Regions from separate parts of the Mus musculus genome. Here region 1 is linked to region 2. A link is a loop called in an ENCODE intact Hi-C map of the cell type or tissue named here. Cell type or tissue: heart. All regions are shown on one strand. Region 1 holds the start of Fbxl20 (F-box and leucine-rich repeat protein 20). Region 2 overlaps Rpl19 (ribosomal protein L19).

What was found. Hi-C counts contacts between places; a loop is a spot of excess contacts. Peaks named below come from ENCODE experiments on the same cell type or tissue, not always from the same donor. Only the 100,000 strongest peaks of a DNase experiment are listed, where the experiment ranks them.
Region 1: a loop joins it to region 2, with 3.0 times the contacts of the local background. A loop is called at or near these places in 11 of 42 quality-filtered maps.

The regions. Positions count from the first base shown.
Region 1 is chr11:98,147,342-98,152,341 of GRCm38, reverse strand. Fbxl20 (F-box and leucine-rich repeat protein 20) reads left to right here and starts at 2,726. Exons shown (of 15, transcript NM_028149.1): 1 at 2,726-3,026. The coding sequence starts at 2,985. It also overlaps a transcript of Med1 not described here. In heart, a CTCF peak has its summit at 249 (motif pointing left); DNase peaks (open chromatin) are centred at 1,801, 2,701 and 3,211; H3K4me3 peaks cover 2,832 bases; H3K27ac peaks cover 2,187 bases.
Region 2 is chr11:98,028,631-98,033,630 of GRCm38, reverse strand. Rpl19 (ribosomal protein L19) reads right to left here. Exons shown (of 6, transcript NM_009078.2): 4 at 4,116-4,236; 5 at 3,746-3,856; 6 at 3,138-3,360. The coding sequence ends at 3,237. Among named protein-coding and RNA genes, the nearest start is that of Rpl19, 4.2 kb to the right of the region's middle. In heart, a CTCF peak has its summit at 1,976 (motif pointing left); a DNase peak (open chromatin) is centred at 1,983.

The DNA.
Region 1 (5,000 bases), 120 kb before region 2:
TACATCAGGAGCAATGGAAAGGGTGTTTTCTTAAAGGCATTTCTAATTTGCTTTTCTGTGTGTATGTCTGTTCTGTAAATAATTTTTTCATTTTTGAAAGTGGATAAAATCTGTGGATTTTCCCTCTTAAAACAACACAAAAATAAAACTTTCTTTACATGCAAATAAATTTCTTTGATAAAAAGAAATGTGCCTCTGTGTTTTTTATTGTTTGTTGTTTTGTTTTTTTAAGATAGATTCTCACTATGTCCCCCTGCTGGTCTGGAACTCACTGTGGAGACCAGCCTGGCTTATGTTTTTTGTGACTAGGTTTCATGTAGCCCAGCCAGACCTTTAACTTGTATTGCTGAGGCGAACCTTAAACTCTTTTATCTTCCTGCATTCCTCTCAAGTGCTGGGGCTTTTGTTGTCTGTCTCTAGCAAGCCCAGAAGGATTCTGACCTCAAGCAGTCCTTAAGCGGCATTACAGGTTGGGATTACCTTGTGGGATTACAGTCAATATAAAATCATATTCGTTGAATATTTCCATTTGTTAACCTCTCAAAAATCCAAATTAATTAGAAACCCAACAGCTTCACTGAGTACTGTTCTAAATGAGCCCACAGCACAGTTGGTAGACCAATGAGGCCAGATTTTTTTTTCTTTCCCATACTTGTCTGTCAACTTTTCTCTTTCTCACCTTTTCTTGACTTGCAGTTAAACCTTTATCAGTAATTCTTGCTGGGAGAAACAGCTTTTGGATGCCACTAAACTTTGTTTTTTGTTTTTCCCCACTGCCTGAAGTAAATACTTTTAAAAGCATGGGGGGGAGGAAGAGCTGGAGAGATGGCTCAGAGGTTTAGCGCACTGACTGCTCTTCCAGAGGTCTTGAGTTCAATTCCCAGCAATCACATGGTGGCTCCCAACCATCTGTAATGGGATCAGATGTCCTCTTCTGCTGTGTACTCAATTGTGTACTCATATGCATAAAGTAAGTATTTAAAAAAAAAACATGTGGGACTCAGAATGTCTCATGTGAACTAGGTTTTTGTGGGCCAAAGAACTAAGTTTTTTAAAGGTAGTTTGCTTAGGAATGCCTCTTCAGGGAAAAAAAAAAGTTCTGTCAGGCGTGACAAATGCCTTTAATGCCAGAACTGGAGGCAGAGACAGGTGGATCTCTGACTTCCAGACGACCAGAACAGGCTTCATAAACAATCTCAAAAAAAAAAAAAAAAAAAAAAGGAACATTTTATTTTAGGGACTATAAATCATAAGTTTTTTTTAAAAAAGGTTCACAACATTTTGCTCTTTTAGTTTTTAAAGAGGACCAGCCTTTCTCTCTTTTTGTACACATTTGCTTATTTCATGTATGTGGGTATACTGTAACACTTTTGCTCTTAAAAGTTCATCTTTTTCAAGTTCTAAAACTAAGTAGAAAAGGTCTGACGACAAACTCGTAATTGCTTTGAGCATAAAATTGGAAGCAGTATTAAGGTCTAATTAGGACGGCTGGGATTTATGGTAGTTTTTAATATTTCAGGTTTGGTACATTTTGTAATGTCTCTGACGGAGCAATTTCACTCTCGGTTGTTTCATAATTCGTGGAAAATAGGTCATAGATTTTGGAAGTCTTGAAGGCTGGAGTTAACAAAAAGATGACAGACTACCTTTTATACTAGGAGCGAAATCCAATGGAAGAGTTTCCTATGGGCAACCGCCCCCGCCTACTCGCTCCTACATGCTTGTTTCTCCCGCCGAAATGGCGTCACGCCGTGGCTCTCACGAACCAGCTCTCCGATTGGAGGGTGAGCAGCCGCTGCAGCCCATTGGGCGCCAGCGGCCGGAGGGGCGGGGACGCCAATGGCCCTTGTGCCTTGCCCGCCCCCACCCGATTGACGCCAGCCCCTCCCCCGGCCCAAGGAATGGGTACTGGGCTGGGGCATTGCACCCCCTGATCCCGAGGTGTAGCCTCGCTGCCAGCTCCTGTGCAGAGCTGGCGCTACGTCCTCCTCTTAGCGCAACCAGCTCCTGCCTTCTGGAGCCTGGCACTGAGAGCCATCCGCCCCGCAGGGGCCCCCCAGGCCTCCCTGCAGCACCCCGTAATGCAATTCACCGGGGTGGGGGAGGCGGCGGCAGCACCTACGGCGGCAGCGGCGGCGGCACTGCCCCAACCTAGAGACGTCTAGAAAGAGGAGGAAAATGGCTCCGAGCAGGGACCGCCTGCTGCACTTTGGGTTCAAGGCGACAGTGAGTGATAGAGGACGGGAGCTGGGTGGTCAGAAAGACGTGGGTGCCAGCTCAGGCCGCCGGGGAAGTGATCAGATCAGAGCTGGGGACCCTAGGCTGAAAGCTCAGGTTCCGCGTGGGTCGCTACGTGCCAGTGAGCCCTCGCAGTGCTGGAGGGGATCCGGTGATGTTCCTGTCCCTGTTCTGCTCTTCTCGCCGGTCCGCGGGCACGCGCGCACTCGCACCCGCCCCACAGCACACACACCGTGCCCCCCCCCCCCACGCCCGCGCGCGCACCGAAGCAGGCGCGCACTTGGGCACTTCCCTGCTTCTCCTTGTCCTGGTGGGCTGGCGCCCGGTCACCCCACGTTCCAGGCGCTCGCGGGCTCACCGTCCGGGGCTGCGCCGGGTGGGGGAGGGGTGGGCTCGCGCCGCCGCCGCCGAGCGCTCCTCCCCTCCCCCGACGTTCCGAGGCCCGGGCGGCTCTGCCCAATGAGGAGCGGCGTTGCTGGCAGGTGGGGAGTGTTTTTGTTTTGGGTTGAAGTTGAGGCTTTGGAGAGGACCGAGCTAGCGACTGGCAGTCGTCGCGGCCGCGGACGCCGCGGGCGGTGGTGGAGGCCCCCGCGGGACTCGAGCGGTCGCTCCTCCGCGTCGGCCGGGCGAGCCTCGCCTTGCTGCCGCCGCCGCCTCCCGCTCCCGGAACTCCGGGGCCTGCCCTGGCCCCTATCTTTGCACTCCGCACGCCGCAGCGCCCTGCCCGGGCCGCACCCGCCGGCCCCATGAGGAGGGACGTGAACGGAGTGACCAAGAGCAGGTTTGAGGTGTGAGCTCGGAGGGGTCTCGGGCGGCGGCGAAGGCCAGCTCTCGCACCCCAAACAGTAGCTCGACCGGAGCCTCCTCCCTTGTGCGGCCCGCCACCCGCCCCCGATGCGGCCGCCGGCGTCCTCCCCTGCTTGCGACCCGCAAGCCCCGCGCACCGGCTTGCCTCGCCTTCCGGGAGGTTCGCCTGCTGCCCCTTCCACCCGCGGGCCCTGGCCGGGATTAGCCCTGGCGCCCTAAATCCCCCCTCCCCCATAACACCCAGCTTCCCATTCTCTGCCCAGCCCTTGGCTAGCCTCCTTCCACCACGCAGTGAAAGCACTCAGTCCCCGACTGGCCAGCGCCTGCTGCCTTCGTGAATCTCCACCCGAGCGGGAATCGATTAGTCCTCGGTGGAAGTAGGAAGTTGGGGGTGGTAGTAAACTGGGACGATAGAGGCGACTGTGGGGTTTTCGTGCTGTTTGGATATTCTAATACTTCCTCTTCCCCGTGTAGTCTAATACTTTTGTGGTTCATTGTTTATTGGGAACTTAGATATCTGTTCCGAGAATGCGAGGAAGGTCTGAGAGCCTTCGGAGAACCCATTCCTGGTTTGTTTTGTTTTGTTTTTTTGTTTTGTCTTAAGTTTGTCCTCTGAAAAGGAGGTTTGTAGTCTTGGAATGGAACCGTACATAGTCAGAAAGATCTTTAAAAGCGAGTTCACGACTGAGAAAGGGATTCCTTTGGGAAGTATCCTAAGTACTGGTGAAATGAAATACAGTAGTTTGGAGATGTGCTGGAGGTTTCATTGGTAGGCCGAGAGACAAAGAAACTTACACAAGAGAAAATGTTACCTGGCCTTTTCTGGCAGAGGCTCAGGCTGACTGACCTGTGCTGGGCCCAGGCTCAGTGTTCATCTCACTTGCTGGCTTCCTGTCTCCTCTCTCTTGTTGTATTTTTAACACCCAGTGTTTCCCTTCAGCTCCCTTTAAAAGATAAATTTGAGACAAAAAGTTTGTGGGCTTCGGGTGAAAGTCTCACCTAGGGGCGAAACTTCTGTATAGTCTTAGTATTTCTTGAAAAAGTATTTATAGTTATAAAGTTAAGGTAGGAGGGAGAGCTGTGGAGAGACTGTAAATTCAGACTTAGTATGCCAAGTCGCAGTGAGGAGTGGAGAACTTCATTGGTTACATTAGAGTTTTCATTTGTAACTTAATGGTGGGTTGGGGGAGAGGCATAATAATAAAAACTGCCTATGTAAAATGTTGTATTGCTCTAAAGTGGAGCCGCCAAAGAGAATAATTTATGGTGGTTTCAAGTTCAGTACTACTGTGAAAGTCTTTACCATTGAAATTACTACCTGGACACCTGACAGTTTAGGGTTACCCAAAAGAGTTCAAAAGGAAGAGTCCAAAACTTCGATAGTTCTTGACCGACTTGCTATTCCGAGTGGAGAATTTCCCATTTGGGGTGAGGACTGAGGAAAGCCTGACAGATCCTCATTTGTGCGTTAAAGCCATAGTGAGTTTGAGGTGGTTTCCTCCACCTCCCAGGTGCTAGTTAGCGTCCTAGATGTGAGCCGCTGTCCTCTGCTGCTTGGGTTTGTTTCAGCTTTTATTTTTAGTTTTTAGGGTTTTTTTGTTGTTTTGTTTTGAGATAGGGTTTCTTTGTGTTAGCCCTGGCTGTTGTGGAACTTTGCTCTGTAAACCAGGGTGGCCTCAAACTCAGTGAGCTGCCTGCTTCTGCCTCTGGAGTGCTGGGATTAAAAGCATGTGCCACACTGTCCTGCTTGCTTCATGAATTTCTAAATACTCAAACCTGCCAGGCTCTCTTTTGCACACCTTTAAGCGCAGCACTCAAGAGTCAGAGGCAGGCAGATCTCTGCCTATTCCAGTCCAGTTTAATGTACATGGAGAGTTCCAGGACAGTCGGGATGCATAGAGAAATTCTGTTTGAAAATAAAAACAAAAGAAAAATCCTCAGAACTAAGAGAATCC
Region 2 (5,000 bases):
AAGGTGTGTGCCAGCACACCCGGCTTTGTTTTTATTTTTAATGTGTGTGTTCCTATGTGTGTGTGCTAGATATGAGTGGGTGCCAAGGAAGGGCAGACGGCATTAGGGCCAGAGTCACAGGTGGCTGGGACTGCCCAGTGTGCGCTCTGGGAATTGAAATCAATCGAGTCCTCAGGAGTAGCAGCAAACGCTCTAAACAGCTACCCATCTCTCCAGCCCCAAGTCGTGTACTCTTGAATGAAAGGGCCCATTGTGAGGGGCTGGAGGGGCTAAGGAGGTTGGAGCTGGGGCTGGAACTCATGCTAAGAACATCCTATGCTGCAAAGCTATACTTCAGGGCTAAGTTGATTGGATTTCCAGGGCCTGGAGTGGATTCAACAGTTATCTTTCTTTTCTTTTTTCTTTCCTCCTTCCTTCTTTTTCTTTCTTTATTTTTCTTTTTTTTCTTTTTTCGAGACAGGGTTTCTCTGTATAGCCCTGGCTATCCTGGAACTCACTTTGTAGACCTCGCTAAAGACTAGGTTTTCCGTGCCAGAGGGGGCTGCTTAGGCTCCCAGCCTTAGGACCTGAGCCAGTCAGTAAGCAGCACTCTCCAATGGTCTCTGCTTCCATTGTAGGCTGGCCTCGAACTCAGAAATCTGCCTGCCTCTGCCTCCCGAGTGCTGGGATTAAAGGCGTGCGCCACCACGCCTGGCTCTTTCTTTTAAAGATTTATTTATTTACTTTTATGTATATGAGGTCACCACATCAGAAGAGGGCATCTGATCCCATTACAGATGGTTATGAGCCACCATGTGGTTGCTGGGAACTGAACTCAGGATCTCTCCAAGAGCAGCCAATGCTCTTAACCGCTGAGCCCTCTTTCCAGCCCTATTTAGGGAGGCCTGATGCTTGAAGTTCTCTGAAAATTAGACTCCCTTCATGTATTTTCTTGTCAAAGTGTCAGAGCCGGTGATAGGAGAGGTGTTCCTTCCAGGTCTGGGGTGGCTGTCAGGAGAAAATAACAGTGGGATAACAGAAAAGAACAGTAGGATAGCTCAGTGGCAGAGCATTGTCTGTCATGAGTGGTTTTTTGAGAACCCTCAGCCCATCCATCACTTCCTGTATCTTTCCTAGTTTGCTTCTCTGTCTGTCACTGTGTGAAAATGACCTAAAACAACTTGGACGAGGACAGGGTTTATTTGGGTTACAGGTTACAGCTGAGGAAAACCAGGGCAGGAACTCAAGGTCGAAAACCTGGGGTTGGGAATGGAAGCAGAGACCATTGGAGAGTGCTGCTTACTGACTGGCTCAGGTCCTAAGGCTGGGAGCCTAAGCAGCCCCCTCTGGCACGGAAAACCTAGTCTTTAGCGAGCCATTGTTTTGTAGTCAGTGGTGGAAGCCTGGAATTGCTGTAGCGCAGCCTAAGTTAACTTGGTGGCACAAGAGAAGATCAATTAGACAAAGGAGTAATTGTCCTTCTCCTGTGGCCCTTCTTTATCTGGACCCTTGGCGGGTGTGTCTTCCTAACATTTATTAAGGCAATGCGAATTCCTCAGGTGAGGCTCCCTACTCAGTTGATTCTAATTTGTGGCAAGTTGACATTAAAACAAACTGCCATAGGGCTGGGGAGATGGCTCAGATGTTGCTTTTCCAGAGGACCCAGGTTCATTTCCCAGCTGCCAATTCCCAATATGGCAGCTCACAACTATTTATAATTCCAGTTCCAGAATGTCTGGTATCTTCACACAGACATCCACTCCATGTACGCAAAACATCAACGCAAGTAAGTCCTCATCTATAATGAGATCTGACTCCCTCTTCTGGAGTGTCAGAAGACAGCTACAGTGTACTTACATATAATAAATCAATCTTTAAAAAAAAAAAAAAATTTAAATAAACATTTTAACCTTTCAAAATCACCCAATGTCAACCAAACAAAAAGCCGGAGAAGCTGGAGTATACAAACCAGCAGTGAACGAACAGCGCCATCTCCTGGCTCAGAATGGAACCGTGACTATTATGCTTGGATCACTGCAGTCCCCTTCTGTGGTCCCTGTCTGGGATAGGGTGGTCTCTAAACTTTCCCCTCAGTTGAGCTGGACTTATGTCCAGGCTAAGCTGAGAGCTTGGCCGAGGACACTCCTTTTCTCCAGGCCTTGGAAGCTTTGCCATTAGGAAAAGTCTTATAGGAAGAGCCCATGGTAGCAAAGGCAGAAATAACTCCCCTGTGCCAGGCCTTGTACCTAGCCACATAGGAAGGTGTTGTTTCTGAGTCTGGTCTTAGAGCCTTCTACCACCTGCTTTCTTCCAGGCCCAGAACTGGATAAAGCAGAGCCCTGGGGTCTACCGGCCCTTGTGCCTCTATACACCTGCCTCCTCCACCTCATTCTTTCCACTGCTTCCTTGAAAGGCCCTGCTACTGAGGACACAACTTACCCTGGTAATCCAAGTGTAACTCAGAGCCGACCTGTCACCAGACATGTTAAACCATCACACAGCATCCTCCTTGTTCATCCATGCTCCTCTCAGTGATTGACAAAATGGACGTGATTGACCCTACTTCATTATAGTGTCAAGTCTACAGGGTCAATGTACTCAGCTCACAGCAATTATTAAAAACCTTATAAACAGCAGCTAACAGGGTAAGTACAGGCTGGAGATGGCTCAGCAGTTAACAGCACTGACTGCTCTTCTAGAGTTCAATTCCCAGTAACCACATAGTGGCTCACAACCATCTGCAATGAAATTGGATGCCCTCTTCTGGTGTAAATGAGGAGCACTCATATACATAAATCTTAAACAAACCCAGCCAGGCAGTGGTGGCGCATGCCTTTAATCCCAGCACTTGGGGGGCAGGGGCAGGCAGATTTCTGAGTTTGAGGCCAAGCCTGGTCTACAGCGTGAGTTCCAGGACAGCCAGGGCTACATAACCAACAACCACTCAGTCAATGCTTCATGAGATGCTAAGGCAGGTTGGTCTCAAGCATCTGAGCACACAGGCTGCTTGATGGACTCAGCCACTCTAGAGAACAGAAACATCACTTATGGCTACAAGAAATAGGTGACCCTTCAGTAAGTCCCAATACCACCCTGAAGTCTAGGCTGACATCCCAGGGTCCCGTGGCCAGCTCTCATTAAGACACAGCAGCCAAAACTGCTAAACAAGAGGGCAACAGACAAAGGCTTGTTTTATTTTAAAGACTGATCCACATGAGGCCACAGCCAGGCCGCTATGTACAGACACGAGGGAAGCTTTATTTCTTGGTCTCCTCCTCCTTGGACAGAGTCTTGATGATCTCTTCCTTCTTGGCCTGGAGGCGCTCCTCCCGGCGCTTTCGTGCTTCCTTGGTCTTAGACCTGCGAGCCTCAGCCTGGTCACTGGTGCAAGAAAGAGAAAGAGAGTCAGTCTGGGCACAGATGAATAGCTGGAAAGAGGCACACCCCAGACCTCTAAACCCTTGGAGCCACATCAGCCCAAAGAATAGCAGCAGTTCCTGCTTCACCTAGATAGGTGAGGATGGGCAGGTGGTAGGTTTTTTTATTAAATAACATTTTTTAAAAAGTATTTACTTATTTAATGTACATAAGTACACTGCTGCTATCTTCAGACACACCAGAAGAGGGCAGAGGGCATCAGAACACATTACAGATGGCTGTGAGCCACCGTGTGGTTGCTGGGAATTGAACTCAGGACCTCTGGAAGAGCAGCCAGGGCTCTTAGCCTGAGCCATCTCTCCAGCCCCAAGATCCATCTTGAACTTACGCCAGGAGCTTCTTGCGGGCCTTGTCTGCCTTCAGCTTGTGGATGTGCTCCATGAGGATGCGCTTGTTTTTGAACACATTCCCTTTGACCTTCAGGTACAGGCTGTGATACCTGCAGGAGACAGTGTAACTCTGGTTAACAGTGGGACATGTGGGTTTGTTCCTCTCCCCAAGGTCACTAAGTCTGTTATTACAGGGACTCCAGTCCCCAAAGGCTTTGGGGGCAGCTCCTACACACTACCTGCCTGGCCAATTTAAATCTTAGGCTACTGATAGCATAAGGGGAAAATAACCCACTTCTCTGGCGGATTCCCTGTTCAAACTGAGACAGAGATGGATGAAAAGACAAAGCCATAAAAGTGGGAGCTTACATATGGCGGTCAATCTTCTTGGATTCCCGGTATCTCCTGAGAAGCCGGCGCAGGATCCTCATCCTTCTCATCCAGGTCACCTTCTCAGGCATCCGAGCATTGGCAGTACCCTTCCTCTTCCCTGAGCAAGAATTAGAATCGAGACTCTTTAAGTTTTAAGTTACTCACCAGAGGCAACTGAGCTGTCTTCCCCTCACCTGTCTTTCATTTTAAGAAATATTAGGTCCATCCAAACACTTAATTTCTGTTACCTACTGAGTCAAGAGAAGACAAACAGCAGAGACGGATGGATGGCTCTGCACAGGTCAGAGCTGTATAGAGGACAGTCTCAATAAACACAGACATTAACAACTAATTTCTCCTTTCAGGGCTGGGGACAGCACTAAAGCGGGTCTTGAAATTGAGATCCACCAGCTTTAGCACAAACTCTCACTCTATGAGCCATGAGGCTGTGGCAGGACAAAGGGTAGTATGTATGACCCCCTATCCTGTAAACAACAATGGCCCTACAAGTCATTTCCCCAAACAGGTGGGCCACGAGAGCTGGGACCAAACTTCACATCCCCTGCATGATCATCAGTAAGCGTACCCCAACTTCCTAGCCACCCCTTTCAATCCCATTTAAAAACATCCAGTAAGCTGGGCAGTGGTGGTGCACGCCTTTAATCCCAGCACTCGGGAGGCAGAGGCAGGCAGATTTCTGAGTTCAAGGCCAGCCTGGTCTACAGAGTGAGTTCCAGCACAGCCAGGGCTACAGAGAAACCCTGTCTTGAAAAAAAACAAAAAACAAAAAACACCCAGTAGAATCCCCAGCATAAGCAGAATGTAGGGACTTAATGCTGACATCTTTTCCCACCAACAAACTCAGCACTAGTGCCAACTTGT